2 separate regions of the Mus musculus genome follow, and region 2 is linked to region 1. Evidence: chromatin loops called from intact Hi-C (ENCODE). Cell type or tissue: left cerebral cortex. All regions are shown on one strand. Each heading gives the region's core, and the rest is flanking DNA. Links, peaks and the distances in the headings are about the cores only.

Region 1 (8,337 bases), core at 13-8,012:
TTTAAATTATCTAAAAACCAAAGTACTTACCTTCTGGACATATATCTCTATATACTTCTGAAGATTGTTTCTATATAAATACAGCACCAGGTCATGGACAAAGTCAAACCGATCACAGACAATGATAAGTGGCAACTGATCTGTTAGTTTTGCCTCCTGAAACGGGGAAAAAAAATAAAAAAGAAACTTCAATTTCCCCATTGCGTGAATTAAAATATGAGCCTCCTTTCTGTGTTGATGGGAGAGGCTTACATAAATGTAGCTCTTCTGTTAAAAGAAACAAATGACCCCAAGGCTGCATGTCCTTCTCCCCATTTCAGTACATTTTACTAAAGTACAGCTTAGATTCACACACAAAACACCAAGCCCTTCCCATGCACATCTTTAATAAAGAAATTAACAAATTAAGATTTGTGAGCCACCAGTAGCAGTACACAGGTTTTAAAAAATCACTACATGGGGACTTTCACTAATAAAAGACATTTCAGTTAAAAAAAAATCACTACATGGGGACTTTCACTAATAAAAGACATTTCAGCTGAATTCGGCAGCTGATTTAGTAACATTCTCACATTGGTGGCACAAATGCTCACATTTGTTTCAAACTACTGATTTATTTCCTAGCCCTCCCCAATACCAAGCTCTAATAATACCAAAACACCTAGCCTCTAACAATCTATTATAATTAAATCTACAAAGAACACTGTGATAATGGCCATGAATTAAACACACCAAATAATTTAAAGAAAAGACATCTTTAAATTGCCCATTGCTTTTACCATTACAAAGACAAAGCTAGATAGAGTCCTACTTATAGACTGACAGAGATGTTATAGACAGGCAGGTAAGGGTAAGACCTGTGTGGGGCAATTACCTGATACATGTCCTGTTATATTCCACAGACAAAAGGTACAGCACAAAAAACAACAGTTTCCATCAGGAATTCATTTATACACAGTGACACATTCCTCAATCCATGATTCTTCTAAGAGCTGACTAAAGAAATACATACTAAGCAGGATAGGACTTTCCCCAATGGTAGCCACTCCTTTTAAGGGTTAGAACAGAATGTGTGTGTGTGTGTGTGTGTGTGTGCGAAGGGTGGTGGTGTCGTACTGGGGATTAGGCTAGAACAGTAATCTGCCACTGAGTAACATCAGACAATAGAATGGTTCTTAGACTAGGCTCTAGCCACCAAATTATAAATCACATGAAGATTAGTCCATGAAAGGTTCAGAAAATATCAAGAAATTTTTGTGAGCTACAATAAGTTAAAAAAAAATGAAAATTGCTAAAAATTTGAAGTAAAAGTCCAACTGCAGACTGTTCACATTAAGGAAAGTCAAAGCATGTGAGAACTTATTTCAGAAATGGAAAACACTGTACTAATGGCTGCTTCAACTATCCCTAGAAAGGATGTCTGTTCTACAAATGTAAAGTTCCAGGCCAATTTTTCCTCCTAAATAAGCATAAAACAAAACAAAACAAACCCCAAAACTCAGTGGACTACATTAGTCTTCTGTGCACATAAAACACAAGTTTCATCAACTAGGGGAAAACATGCAAGGAGACTACTTAGCTAGTTCATTTCTGACTAGAACTATGGCGTTTTCCTGTTTATCTAAACCTTCACAACAGTTTGTGCATAAAACTAATGCTCTAAATATTTTATTTTTGATTCTGTGTATGGTGATGTACACATGAATACAGCCCGCAAGGGCCTGAAGCATTAGGTGCACCTGGAATTGCAGGTACTTTGTGAACAAGCCAACACACAGGGGCTGGGAAATGAATTCAAGTCCTCTGGAGAGCAAGTGATGCTAACTGGTGAGCATCTCTCCAGCCCATGCGATCTATACATTTTAAACCGTTTACTAAGCTATTAACCATTATTGTTAGCAACCGTTCTAAGACAAAAATTAGACTTGGGTAAATACATGTACAAGTTTTCTACAACACAAATTTAACAACTACAGTAAGCACTCCTGTGTATCACGGAAAGTGCCTCCAAGTGGGAAGAGGCGAGGTTTCCCTCACAGCAGCAAGCATTACAGCAGAAGTGAAGCAAGGCCATCAAGATGGAACTGGTACAGATATCAGCCTGTTTGTTTGCAAATGCATGTGGAGGGCAGAGGACTGACTTCAGCTGTCATTCCTCAGGAGCACTGTGCCCCTTACTGAAGACAGTCTTTTCACTGGCTTGGAGCACACCAAGGGACCCACCTTGGCCAGGGTTACAAGCATGAGTTAACACATGTACTATTCTTTCCTGGGATCTGGACTCTAACCAAGGCTTGCAAGGCAAGCACTTTACTGACTGAGCTACTTCACTTACCCTAGTAGTTTCTATTTTAGGCTGAGTAACTTGAGAAAAACCTCTCCTAACATTTGACCAGAAACCTGAAGGTCAAGAAGCAAGCCATGAAGGTCTTAGAGAAAAAACAAAAAAACAAAAAACATAAACAGTCTAGGGCCGACACAAAGCCCCAACAGCCAAGGGCCAGCAACAGTGAGTCATCCAGGGACACTGAGGCAAAGCATGGCATAAAGAAAAGGGAGCAGGGTGGAGACACACTTGCGTGTTAATCAAATAATGCTAACAACATTGTTTGGAATTCTTTGTAGTACTTTAACTTTTCTGTAGGTCATAAGAGAATCTTAGGCTAGTACAGCGCTACTGAATAACATTCTCATCCCTCACAGGGCAGTTGGTGTTTGTTTGATGTTTGTTTTTCTCCAGACATTATCTCAGTATGTTGCTCATGCTAGCTTTGGACTCATGATCTTCCTGCCTTGGGTTTCTGAGGGCTGGGATTACAGGTAAGGAAGGAGCCCTAACTTTGATCCACACAGGCTGTTGTTTTTGTATTGGGTCATATTGCACTGTATTATATTGTTCTATTTATTCATTAAAATTAATTTTTTGAGACAGGCCATATATACACCAGGTTGGCCTCAAACTCCAGGTCCCTCTGACTCAGTCTGTCAAATGTGGGTGTTGGGATTCTTTATGTATTCCCATATTTAACTTAAATGTTACTCAAGTTGTAATAGTTAAGTTTACTTCTGCTTTGACATAAAAGATAACTCAAACATTATCTCCTAAGGCTAAAGAAATTTAAAGAAAAGAGTTCAATTACAAAAGAGAAATTCAACTAAGAAGCTAGCAGTGTTAAAAAAAAAAACAAAAACAAAAAGCCTCATAAGCCTCAATGATTCACCAGAGGAAGCGAGCTCTGTCCTGTGAAATGGAGTGGGTGCACAGCAGCACGACCAACCACTCCTTGCATTTGGCAAGTTTCTTGGGAACCCTAGAAAGTTTGACATTATCATGCTGGCTAGGCTGCCCAGAAAAGTTATGTGGCTAAGATATGACTTATAAAGTTATAATCACTGGGGGAAAGTTTATCTTTCATTTGAAAATATAAGATAATCTTGGGGGCTGGTGAGATGGCTCAGTGGGTAAGAGCACCCAACTGTTCTTCCGAAGGTCCAGAGTTCAAATCCCAGCAACCACATGGTGGCTCACAACCATCCGTAACAAGATCTGACTCCCTCTTCTGGAGTGTCTGAAGACAGCTACAGTGTACTTACAGATAATAAATAAATAAATCTTTAAAAAAAAAAAAAAAAAAAGAAAATATAAGATAATCTCATCATTTTGACTATTTTGTTACATAAAATCCCTGTGGGTTTGGCTATCAGACCCCAGTTAAATTCAAAAGAATAAATATCAGATGATACAGCTGTAAACTACCTCCAAGTGATAATAGGTAGAGGCAAGACATGCAAATTCCATGTAATAATGGTTTTGTGCTCAATCTACAATTCTCCCAAAAAACAAAAGTTAAAAAATGTCATGTGTGACAGTGGACAAGTGGTACTCTCTGAGTTTAAGAATTTTTCTCATCTTTCATTGATAGATAGCTACAAATTTTTACTTTTCCCCATAAAATAACTGGTATGAGAATAATGTTAACAAGCAAAGTTAAACAAATTAAAAACCCTTACTATTCTCTAGCTTAGCATTCTTTAGGACATTATTCTTCACTCCAGCCAGAGGCAGCCTTTATTCTCTCCAACTGAATTCATGTGTCACAAAGTCAATTTATCTTGATCCCACTTGGTTTATAAATTATACATTAACACTTCATTTCTGGATTCAGACAGATGTGATGCTAGAAGTAAATCTAGATGTTTCCTTAACCTACAATAAAGGATCTTGAAAATGATGCCAAAGATAAACTGAAAAATACAAGCATCTAAGGCAGAGGCTGGAAGATGGCTCAGTAGGTAAAGACGTTTATATGGAGACTAACATTCTGAGTTCTAGACGCAGTAACTACATGATGCAAAGATAGAACTGACTCCCAAGAGTTGACCTCTGACCTCCATGCAATGGCCTGGGCACAGAAACATCATCACAAACATCAACACAAAATGAAAACATAAATAAATGTTAAAAAAAATTGAAGAGTAAAATATAAGAAACCTAAGCCAAGAATGATGCCTTCTGGAAGATGCTGGTTTTACCACATACCAAGGCCAGCCTAGACACTGCAAAGTGAGACTATCTCAAAAAAAATAGGAAAGATGATTCAAAGAGTAAGGGCACTTGTGCCAAATGTGAAGATCTGAGTTTGACCCCTGGGCCTTCCATGATACAAGGAGAGAGCTAGCTCTTATGCACATTGTTCTCCCCAGACAAAAATTTTCAAGGCAGTAGAAAGACAAAATCAATAACTGTGCCTTAAAAAAAAAATAAAGGAATCAAAGCCTTTTATGGACTAGAGGCCATCTACTTCCTGTTGTACATATTAATAATGTACACATTACAGGTATGTGTCACCACCTGGGGAAAGAGCTGAATATTCTAAAATGTCATCAAGAACAACTTTAAACTGTGTTTTTCTTAAACCAGCCCTAGTGACACACATCTTTAATCCCAGCACTCAAGAGGCAGGGGCAGGCAGATCTCCAGCCTGGTCTATATACTGAATTCTAGAACAGCCAGGGCTACAGAGTGAGACCCTGTAACAAAAGAAAAAAGAGAAAAGAGAAAAAAGAAATGTGTCTTTTGATTTTTTTTTTTTTAAAAAAAGGAAGTTCTTTGAAAATGAAACTGTTTTTCCTTCTTTTTAAACAGATGGTCGTTCTTAGGTACTACTTACTAATTTCCTTCCTTATTTCTTGAGAAACCACAGAGTATTAAGTTTAGAAAAAATAACCCAGCACAGAATTTGAGAATGCTAAGATTTTCAAATGTAAGAAAAATATTCTCAAGCCCGACTCAACCCTTGTAGAACTGCTTAAGTCAATCAGAAGCACGTAACTTAAAGCCACTTACCTTGAGAAAATTCTTGACTCGCTCGGGATCATAGCAGTTGCTTTCTCTGCAGATTCTTTCCACTTCTTTGATTTGCCCAGTCTTGCAAGCCGCCTGAATATATTTAAAGTGCACATCTGGGTCCTGACTAAAGTTAACAATGGACCCCAGAAAATAAAAGAGACCTTAAAGAAACAAAAGTAACTGAGATTAAGGAACATAGGCAGGTTTTGTTTGTTTGCTTGCTTGCTTGCTTGCTCTAAGACAAGGTCTCACTGTGAAGCCCTGGTCTCTTCATGGAGTCCTGGCTGTCCTGATTTTGCTGTATAAGCCAGACAGACTGGTCACAAAATCAGAGATCCTCCTGTCTCTGACTCCAAAGTGCTGAGATTAAAAGCATGTACCATCAAGCCTGGCTATACTTTTGAGAATGAAAGAACTAAAAATTAAGCAATTACAAGTCATGATTACAGAAAAGGTTCCTAGTAAGTTGGCTGTTTTAAAAGTTCAGTAAGAATACACATTAATCCAGAAGCCACTTGAACAAATCAGGTATAAATTTCAGTCCCTACACAACAGGAAATTCTGTTTAAAAGTATCTTTCTGTGTTTTAGTGTTTTTGAGAGGATTTGTCGTATAGTTCAGGCTGTCCTTGAATCTATCATAAACCTGTCTCATTTTTCTGAGTGGCCACTCTGCCTGGCTCGGAAGTTTTCAAATAGTAAAGGACAGCGCCTCAATAGCAAAGCAAATGTTTATACCACATTTCATGAGACACTTTAAATCAAGTATCACATACCAGATAGCTTTGCATAAAACTTTCAAAAATTTAGTGTAGAGCTGTCCATAAGAACTTTCTGGAGTGATGACCTATATCATCTGCCTTAGACACTAACCTCCCATGGCTCACCTCAAGCGTAGCTAGACTAACTCTAGAAACTTTCAATTATATTTTAATTATTTAATTGAATTTTAAATAGCTGGGCTAATGAAGCACAAAACCCCCTTAGGAGAAATGTTCACTATTGCAAGAGTCAGAGCGGTGCTTTTAATATTACTGTAATTAGTCGTCAGTATTTTAATATTATGCAGCTAACACAAGACAATAAATTTCTTAACCCAAATTTCTGCCTTTAGTTCATAAAATACCCAAGCAGGTGTTCTTCTACACTGTATACCTCAAGGATCCCATGACATGAGGGGTCCTAGAGAAGACATGTCCCATAAAAGTGTTTTTCAGAAGATAATTTCGAACTGCCTGATTAATTATAAGTGTCTCTCTTATATCAATTCTGACATTCCTAATTACCTTCAAAACTCTTGAATGATTCAAAGAGCTCAATCAGAGACTGAGTTGACAGCTGTTCGTGATATTTAGAAGCCACCTGAACACAGATCTGTAGATTTTGACGAATATTAGCTGACAGCATGGCTCTGAGGCATTCTAGGGAATCTTCAACTGATAAGGACCCAAAGTAATTCACTAACCACTAGAGGGAAAAAAAAAATTAATAATTACTATCACCCAGTATAAACAATAAACACACTGACTAATCACAACTAACAGGTAAGAAACAAATACCTCAGGGTTAAGAAGATGGGTATGAACAACTGCACGTTTTATGTCATATAAATCGGTGAAGTGTTCTAATGCACGCTGCAGCAGGCCCGCCTTCTCACACAGCTGGGCGATATGAGCCCGGTCATAGTGGGTGAACATCTGATTCCCGAGAATGGCATCTGCAACCTAGAAAACCACAGACAGGACAAGGCCGTGTTTCCTTCTCCTTTACTTCAGCATACACCAACACCCAGAAAATACACTGAGACTGAATAGTGAATAAATAACATGAAAGTATGAAGTACAAAGAATACTAGCTAAATTTTCTTAGGAAATAAGCATCTCAAAACTCTGAGTGACAACTTGTAAACATTGGCACAATGGACCAGAACAGGATCGGAAGCAAGATTAAAAAGCATGACAACTCTGCTGGACACATTTTTTGTCAACTTGAAAGTGGGAACATCTTGGAAGTGGGAACCTCAAATTTGAAAATGGCTCTAACAGACTACTTACAGGCAAGCCTGTGGGGTCTTTTCTTGACTAATGATGGGGAGTGGGGAAAGCCCACCAGGAAAAACACCGTCCTTGGACGGGTAGTCCTGGGTTATAAGAAAAGACTGAGCAACATAATAAGCAGTGCTCCTGCATGGCCTCTGTTTCAGTTTCTGCCTCCAGGTTTCTGCCCTGACTTCCCTCAGTGACAGAGTCAAAAGAGTTTTAAGGTAAAATAAACCCTTTCCTCCCCAAGTTACTTTGGTCATGGTGTTTATCACAGAAATAGAAATCCTAATGAATACAACAACACATACTTGAGGTGCGTGCATAAGGTTCATCTCAAGCAATCGCGTCTGCAAAGGACCTTCAGAGGGACGATTATTCTTCAAAGCATCAAGTAAGAAGGCAGTACATTGTTGGATTAGATTGTATTCCATAAAGACATCCACAATCTATTAAAAGAGAAAAATCAGATATAAGACAGTACTGAAGGGGAAGAGCTGTAAGACCAAAAGGGCAATTCAGTGTAGGGGAAATATGAACAAGTAACAATGTGCACGTATGCAAGTCATGTTAAAATGCAAAGAACATGTATGAGTTTTACCAGTTGTTTTTTGATATTTACTTATTTTATAAGTATATCACATGTACTTTTGAGTTTTTGCATGCATGTATTTCACATGAAGAGAACGGTAGCACATCCAGTGGACTTAGAATTAAGGATGTTTGTGAGCCACCACGTGGGTGCTTGGAATCAAGCCAGGGTCCTCTGTAATAGCAACAAGGGCTCTAAATTGCTGAGCCCCATCGATCTAGACCCTGAATACCAGACTTAAAGAATAGTATTTATACAACCTTTCCTCATATTTAAATTGCCAGAGAAGCCAGGTATATGGGTATGCCAGCTCACCCCTATAAAGGCTAGTATTCAGAGAGCAGCACTAGGAAGTTT
Region 2 (8,337 bases), core at 75-8,074, 71 kb after region 1:
GGAAACCAGAATAAATAGCTAGACTTCGTGTACTGGTTAGAATCGCCACACTCTAAGATGGTAATTCTTCCTAACTTCATTTACTAGATCACACAATCCCACCAAGTCATTTTATGGGTTTCAACTGACTCTGCAGTTCATGTGAAGAGGAAGATCCTAAGAACAGCCAGGACAATACTGAAGGGGAAGAACAAAGTCGGGGATTACCTTATCTAACTTCTTAGGAAACTTCATACAAGAATAGTCAACTGATCTATGACAAAGGGGAAGGAAGGCATTTCAAAAGAGAAACAATATTTTGAACAAAGAACGTTGAAACAAATGCACACCCAACAACACTAAGAGAAAAATCCAGATGACCATGGTACAGCAATGACCCCATTGATAGAACACTAAAAACAAGATCACATAAGAAAACAGTTATACTGGGCTTCATTAAAATCAAAATCTTCTACTAAAGGCAATGCCAAAACAATGAAAGGATAAGCCAAAGATTTGAAGAAAACACAGCCAGGAGGTGGTAGCAAGCACCTTTAGTCTCAGTGCTTGGGAAATAGGGGCACTCAGATTTCTGTGAGTTCAAGGCCAGCCTAGTCTACATAGTAAGTTCCAGAACAGCCAGGGCTACACAGACAGTACCTATTTCAAAATTCTAAAACAAACAAACTGGATAGTGGTGTTATTGCAACCTTTTTTTTTTACGTTGGTTTTTGAGAGAGGGTTTCTTTGTATAGTTCTGGCTGTCCTTGAACTTAGAGATCTGCCTGCCTCTGCCTCCTGAGTGCTGGAACTAAAACTTTTCTAAAGTGGACTAAAGATGTACACTCCCACCACCTGGCTACAACTTTTTTAATAGCCAAAACATGAGAATGAAACCATTCCCTTTATTAAGTGGATAAACAAATTCCATACAATAGAATGGAATTCAGTTTAGTGATTAAAAACAGAAATGAACCATCATGCTACAAAAATACACACACACTGCTAAGTGAAAGAAATCCACATGAAATGTTAAATATTGTTCACAAATACAAGGCATTCTGGAGATGGCAAAACTCTGAAGACAGTAATAGAGCAAATGCTAAGTGGGTTGGTTTAGTGTGTGTGTGTGTGATAGTGTGTGGGCACATACATTCTCATGTGCACCTGAAAACCAAGGGATAACCTGAGAGAAATGATGTAGTGATGAATAAAGACAGAACAGGAAATGTTGAAACAAGTAAAACTATTCACTAAGACTGTAATGATAGACACAGGCTACTGGATATATGTAGAAACCATCAACAGCAGGAAACATCCTTCACAAATAAAAGACAGTAGTAACTGGGGAAATGTGGGACTGAGCGAATGGGAACCTTCTAAACTTACTCTTTATTTGTCTGTAAACAATCTGTAAGGCACAGAGTGACAGAGACTTGTTTTATTGAGACAGGGTCACATTAGCTGTCCAGTCTAGCTTTAATTCAGGATCCTCTGCCTCTATCTCAAGACAGCGTACATTACAAGCATGTTTCACCATACCAACAATTAAATTTTTTATTTAAAAAAAAAAAAAAACTTACAGGAGTCACTAGACTCCGGGTAAAAGGAGTTGCTTTCCAAGCAGGACAATCTCAGTTTTAGTTTCAGGACCCACAGGGTGGAACAAGAAAACCAATTCCTCCAAGTTGGTTTTACTTCTACACATGCACCAAGGTATGTGTCCTCGAGTACACATGGACTTATGCACATGTGCACACATATAAATGAATAGATAAAATAATGTAATACAAAGAAGAGCTCTTAAGTAAGATAAAGTGCTCACCAGGTCTGATGAAGACATTTTCCACAGATAGCATTGCTGCTATTGGAAGCAGCAAATCTTCACAGTCAAGAGAAGCAGCCCTGATCACTGCACACGTCAGATGTGGGGGGAGAGGGAACTCCACCATGGATAATCCCAATCTTGTCACATGGCCACTCCTTAACAGAAAGAGAAAGTTCTTAGGCCTTTCAAATCTGGGACAATACAATACATTGTTCATTGTTCAGAGTAAGTAAGATATAATTGAATTACTTCAACTCATGTTTAGAAATTCCATTTAAAGAAAACCATTGTGGTCACTGGCAAGAAAAACAAAAAGGCCCGGCAGTGGTGGCGCATGCCTTTAATCCCAGCACTCGGGAGGCAGAGGCAGGCGGATTTCTGAGTTCGAGGCCAGCCTGGTCTACAAAGTGAGCTCCAGGACAGCCAGAGCTATAAAGAGAAACCCTGTCTCGAAAAACCAAAAAAAAAAAAAGTTTCATTTCTTCTCCTTCTTTATAGAACTTTTTAACTGTTTTAAAGGATATTTTTCATCCCAGCAACTCAAATGTTAGCCTCAGGCTCCCAGGTACTGAGATGACACATTATAGGATGTACTACCATGTCTAACTACAAAAAAATGTCTTTACAGTACAAGGTTTTAGTAAGAACTGTAGTGAACGAAAACCAAGGACAGACTAATTTAATTTTATGTAAAACAATTCATTCACTCATAAACCTGTCTTAAAAAAACAAATAGACAAGCCACCTGTACAGCCTCACACCTGTAATTCCGGTACTTAAAAAGCTGAGGCAGGAGGATTATGATTCAAAGACAGCTTGAGCTACATACCTACAAACAAAGAAAAAGACTAACATGTTTGGATTATATTTTTTACCTGTCAATAGCATCACACTGATAAAGTTGTTTAAGTGCTTCCAAAATAAGTCTCTCATTAGGTGGATCCAAATATGGAAACCTGTATATTTAAATGAGATAGGAGAAAGTCAGGATTAGTCATAGCAGGACTTTTAACACCCTTCATAGAAACTTCCTTAAAAAATTTCAATTTTCTACTTCATTTTCTTTATCTCTATCTTCATTCTGTTTTATTCTGTTTCCTTTTTGAGTCAAGGTATCTTTCTACATAGCCCTGGTTGTCCTAGAACTCACAATGTAAACTAGGCTGGCCTCAAACAATCAGAGTCGCCTGCCTCTGCCTCTAAAGTGCTGGGATTAAAGTTACACTACCACACCTAGCCCCGGCTCCATTCTTCAAGTCCTCCTCTCCTTGAAAACATTCTACCACCAGGAAAATTTTGCTTTTTCTGAATCACATTCATCTCATTCAAAATGCACATATTTTTATTCTCCTCAGCTGAATCGAACAGTCCCATCATTCCTCTTATCTTTTTTTTATAAATTATTTTTATTTTCTTTATATGAACACGTTGTAGCTGTCTTTAGACACACCAGAAGAGAGCACCAGATTCCATTGCGGATAAAACTCAGGACCTCTGGAAGAACAGTTAGTACTCTTAACTGCTGAGCCATCTCTCCAGCCCCCTCCCCCGTCTTTTAAAAAATATTTATTTATTTATTTATTTATTTATTTTTGTGTATGAATATTCTGTAGCTATCTTCAGACACACCAGAAGAGGGCATCAAATCTCATTATAGATGGTTGTGAGCCACCAGGTGGTTGCTGGGAATTGAACTTAGGTCCTCTTGAAGAGCAGTCAGTGCTCTTAACCAATCCTGACCCATACTTTGCAGCAAACTACTCTCTCTTCTCTTCTGAAGGCACAACTGTTTTTACTGAATTTTTACAAAATAGAGGAGAGGACCAACAAGATGCGTCAGTGAGTAATGGTGTTTGCCATCAAGCCTGACAATGAGTTCTATCTCCAAGACAACATGGTGGGAGAAGAGAAATGATTCTTGAAAGTTGTGTTCTGACCTCCACATGTGCACATATGTGTGTGCATGCACACACAATCTAAATAAAGAGAAAAGCCAATTGAAAGCAACTATTCGATAAATTCAAATTATCTAATAGTAACTAAAGGCTATCCTTGATTTCTCAGAGACCTACCTGATTCTGACTCCCAAGAAGTAAAATTAAATTAATTACAAGGGAAATGGCTCAGAGAATAAAGTGCTACCATATCAGGCTTACCCCTGATTTGTTTCTTGTCTTCCTTTCTTTTCTTTCCTTTTTGGTCTTATTCGAGACACGGTGGCTGTGGAGCCCACACTCCTCCCAGCAGTCTTTCCACCTCAGCTCCCTGGGCTGAGATTACAGGTATGTGCTGTAATGTACAAACCTGTAATCCTACCACTTGGGAAGCAGAGGCAGAAGGATCATGAGTTCAAAGCCAGCCTCAGTTACATTTCAAGTTCAAACCCAGCCTAGAAAACACGAGAACCTCTCGAAAATAGCAACAGCATTTGGAGAGATGGCTCAGGCATTAAGAGAACTTCAGGCTCTTACAAGGGACCCAGGTTTGATTCCTAATACCTACATGATAGCTCACAACTATCTGTAACTCCAGTTCCAGAGGATCTAATACCCTTTCCTGATCTCCAGGCATGCAAGTGGTACACATATTTATATGCTGGCAAAAAATCCATATACACAAGATAAAAATTAATAAACAATTTAAAGCAAGAATATAATAACAGTACATACAAGTAATTAATAAGAATATTCACTCTTAATTTTTTTAAAGATTTATTTATTTATTATATGTAAGTACACTGTAGCTGTTCTCAGACACTCCAGAAGAGGGCGTCAGATCTCATTATGGATGGTTGTGAGCCACCATGTGGTTGTTGGGATTTGAACTCAGGACCTTCGAAAGAGCAGTCGGCGCTCTTAGCCACTGAGCCATCTCGCCAGCCCAGTTTCACTCTTATATTGTATGTATATTCACTCTTGGTTATTTGTAATCTGTAGTTCTTTGAGAATATCCTAGGAATTAATGCCAAGCTTTGGGCAGTTGCTTTCAGAGGCTCCTTTTTCTAAGTGAGAAGATAGAACAACACTGCTTTAAATGTGGATTAACCTCAAAGTTTCCAACTTGTTTGAGCACTTGGTTCTTTCAATGGATTGTTACTTCTTTCTCATTGGTGTAATTTATTAATACAACTAAATTTTACATGTTTTCCTCTACATTCTCAATTAGAGAATCACTAATCTTGAGAAAGATAGGGTGCTGCACACCTATATCAGTACCTCGATGTCATAGTCAAGTGGATCACTGTGTGTTTGAGACTAGCCTGGTCTATAGAGCATGTTCGAGGCCAGCCAGAAATACATAATAGGACTTATTCTCAACAACAACATAAAAATCTCTAGTCTTACTTGAAACCATCTAAATTGGCTTCCTAACAGTCAGGCTTGCCTATAAACACAGCACTCAAGAGGTAAGAGCAGGAGGGGAGCTGAACCCAGTCTAGTCTACATTGTGAGTTCCAGGACAGCCAGGGCCTGACTCAAACTAACACACAAAATGGTATGTACCATTACATATGGCTCTAGAAAACACTTTCTAATTAGAATTGCAGTCCCATGCCTTCAATTAAAAATTAACAGTGGTCAAGCCAGGCATAGTGGCACATACTTTTTAATTCCAGCACTCAAGAGGCAGAGACAAGCAGATTTCTGTAAGTTTGAGGCCAACCTGGTCTACACAGTGAATTCTAGGACAACCAGAGTTATCGTGAAATCCTGTCTCAAAACAAACAAAACAAAACAAAACAAAACAGAGGTCACTAAAGTTAAGTCAAATAAGCATCAGCATAAAAAAGTCTTATAAAGCCAAAGTTTAAATATAAGCAAAGTGGGCTGGAGAGATGGTTCAGCCGTTAGGGGCTAGCTCACAATCAAAAAAATATGAGCAGAGGACCAAATCTCAATAAAGTGATGGATGTTTTAAAATAAAAATTTCAAAAAATATGAAGGCAAATAGTTAAATACTATTTACTTCTGGATTCTTCAATCTTCAACTATAGCAGTTTGAGGCTGGAAATGTTCTTAAATTTGAAAGTGGCAATGGTCACATAATATTGTGAATCTACTAACAATAATTTGAACTGTATACTTTAAAATGGCTAAAATACTTAATTTTATTTTAGGTGGATTAACATTTTTGGTTTAGTTAAAAAGCAGCCAACATGAAAACTAACCCTGGAAATAGGCTTGTTTCAATTCTCAGGGACACATCAGTCAAATGGTACAAAACAATTTTCAAGAAGTAAGCAGGCTTCTCTCATTCTAGCCATAGCTCTGGGTGACCCACGTACCTTATGACATCATGTATGGCAAGGCACTTTAATGTCAGAACTACAGATGTCAAACTAGTTCTCTTAATCTCTGGGATCACATGGTCAGGCATACACTGGCTCCAAAACTCTTTACTGTAAATCCTAAAGCACTTTCCTGAGGCGGTCCTGCCCGCACGGCCACTGCGTTGTAATGCTTCACTTCTACAAAAGACAGCAAAACAGTCCCAAAATGGTTTTGTGGGTTTGACATATAATTTACTTCCAACATTCAAACCAAGTAGAAATACTCTAACCAGCTTACTATTACTGAACTGAAAAGCTAGATAAAGAGACTTACTTTGAAATAGGAACCACCTCCAGGATGTCCAGCCCTAATCTTGGGTTGTGATTTAATTGCTTCACAAAGCCTCCATCCACCACATATCTAAAAGAATGAAAGCAAGTTAAATGCTAGAAAGTAAGCAGGTGTGTTAAGTTTTACTTTTATGTATAGAAGTGATTTCCAGTGCACTTTTTACTGTGTACCACATGCAGGTCTATTGCCCACAAAGGCAAGAAGGTGGCTCTCAGTGGATCTTCTGGAAATGAAGTTTACAGACAGTTGCAAGCTATCAAATGAAGGGCAGGCAGTGCTCTTAGCCACTAAGCTATCTCTCCAGCCCCTAAACTTGTTCATTTTAACCACTTTAGATTCTCCTTTTCTACCTCAGTTACTGCATTATTTAAATAGAAAATTTGAAAGTCAGGTTGGTGAGGTGGCTTAAAGGCACATGCTAACAAACCAAATGACGTGATTTCAATCTTTGGAACCAGGATGGTACAAGAATTAATTCACACAGTGGTTCTCTGACCTCTGCTTGTGCGTAGACACAGACACACAGACACACACAGACACACACAGACACACAAATAAATGTAAAAAGAAAGTTCAAATTCAAGAAATGGATTCCATAGATTCCTCATACACAGCCGATGGTAAAATAAGATCCTTACAAAGTAACGGTGGTAGCCGGGCGGTGGTGTCACACACCTTTGATCCCAGCACTCGGGAGGCAGAGGAAGGCAGATTTCTGAGTTCGAGGCCAGTCTGGTCTATAGAGTGAGTTCCAGGACAGCCAGGGCTACACAGAGAAACCCTGTCTCGAAAAAACAAAAAACAAAAACAAAACAAAAAAAAAAGTAATGGTGGTAATGAGGGAAACAGTTTGGCCACTCTTCACAAAGCTAAAGAAGAACTGTCGTCTGTTATAGAAGGTTAGGGTTTGAACCCCAGCAGAAGCTCACAACCACCTGTAACTCCAGTCAAAGGGGATCCAACAGCCTTCTGGCCTCCATGGGCATGGTGTGCATGAGATCCACAGACATAGATATAGGCAAAACACCAATATACATAAAATAAAAACAAAACCTAGCAGATTCAGAGCCAGCAAAAAGGCTAGTGGGTAAGGAGTTTTATTTTGGGTGATCAAATATTTTGAAACTGGATAGAAGTAGTACTTACATAAAACTGTAAATGTCCATTTTTAAAGTTATTAAACAGGGTTCCACTCACCTATAAACTGTTGTAACAGATTCAAATTTAATTCTTTAGCATTCCATTTTAATCCAATGTAGAACTAAGTGGGTAAAGAGTTAACTGAGGAAAAGTACCAAGTCTATCATTTTACTAAACAACATTCTAAAGGCTTGTGCCCGTTTGGGAAACATAAAATTACAGAAGTCAATGTACTCTACTTCTCCTCTAAAACCTTTATTAAAAAAAATCACTACTGTTTTCTTTTAAATTTTAAATATTTATATTTTATTTTTGGTATAAGGTTTTACTATATGGCCCAGGGGGACTCTGTGGTCACTATGTAACTCAGTATGGTCTCAAACTTAAAATCTTCCTGCCTGTGCCTACTGAATGCTAGCATTAGATGCATTCCAAATCACCTGGATAAGAAACCATTATTTATTTATTTATTTATTTTAAAATAATTACTTATATATTTTTATGTGTATGAGTACACTGTAGCTGTCTTCAGAAGAAGGCATCAGATCCCATTACAGATGGTTGTGAGCCACCATGTGGTTGCTGGGAATTGAACTCAGGACCTCTGGAAGAACAATCAGTGCTCTTAACTGCTGAACCATCTCTCCAGCCCTATTTTTACTTTGTAACATTTTTTTATGCACATAGATGTTTTGCCATATATATATGTATATATATTTATACACATACACACATATACATAAGTGTGTGTGTGTGTGTGTGTGTGTG

What was found. A loop is a pair of places that touch in the nucleus more often than their neighbours do. Peaks named below come from ENCODE experiments on the same cell type or tissue, not always from the same donor. Only the 100,000 strongest peaks of a DNase experiment are listed, where the experiment ranks them.
Region 2: it touches region 1 in a loop (2.3-fold over the local background); 5 of 42 quality-filtered maps call a loop at or near these places.

What each region holds. Positions count from the first base shown.
Region 1 is chr11:86,712,551-86,720,887 of GRCm38, forward strand. It overlaps Cltc (clathrin, heavy polypeptide (Hc)), which reads right to left. Exons shown (of 32, transcript NM_001003908.2): 11 at 7,700-7,837; 12 at 6,909-7,073; 13 at 6,636-6,816; 14 at 5,348-5,511; 15 at 31-156. Among named protein-coding and RNA genes, the nearest start is that of Ptrh2, 33 kb to the left of the region's middle. In left cerebral cortex, for the core only: no CTCF peak of the experiment used is centred there; DNase peaks (open chromatin) are centred at 3,284 and 7,046.
Region 2 is chr11:86,783,075-86,791,411 of GRCm38, forward strand. Dhx40 (DEAH (Asp-Glu-Ala-His) box polypeptide 40) reads right to left here. Exons shown (of 18, transcript NM_026191.2): 9 at 6,412-6,498; 10 at 6,093-6,275; 11 at 2,683-2,763; 12 at 1,805-1,962. Among named protein-coding and RNA genes, the nearest start is that of Dhx40, 20 kb to the right of the region's middle. In left cerebral cortex, for the core only: a CTCF peak has its summit at 4,557 (motif pointing right); no DNase peak of the experiment used is centred there.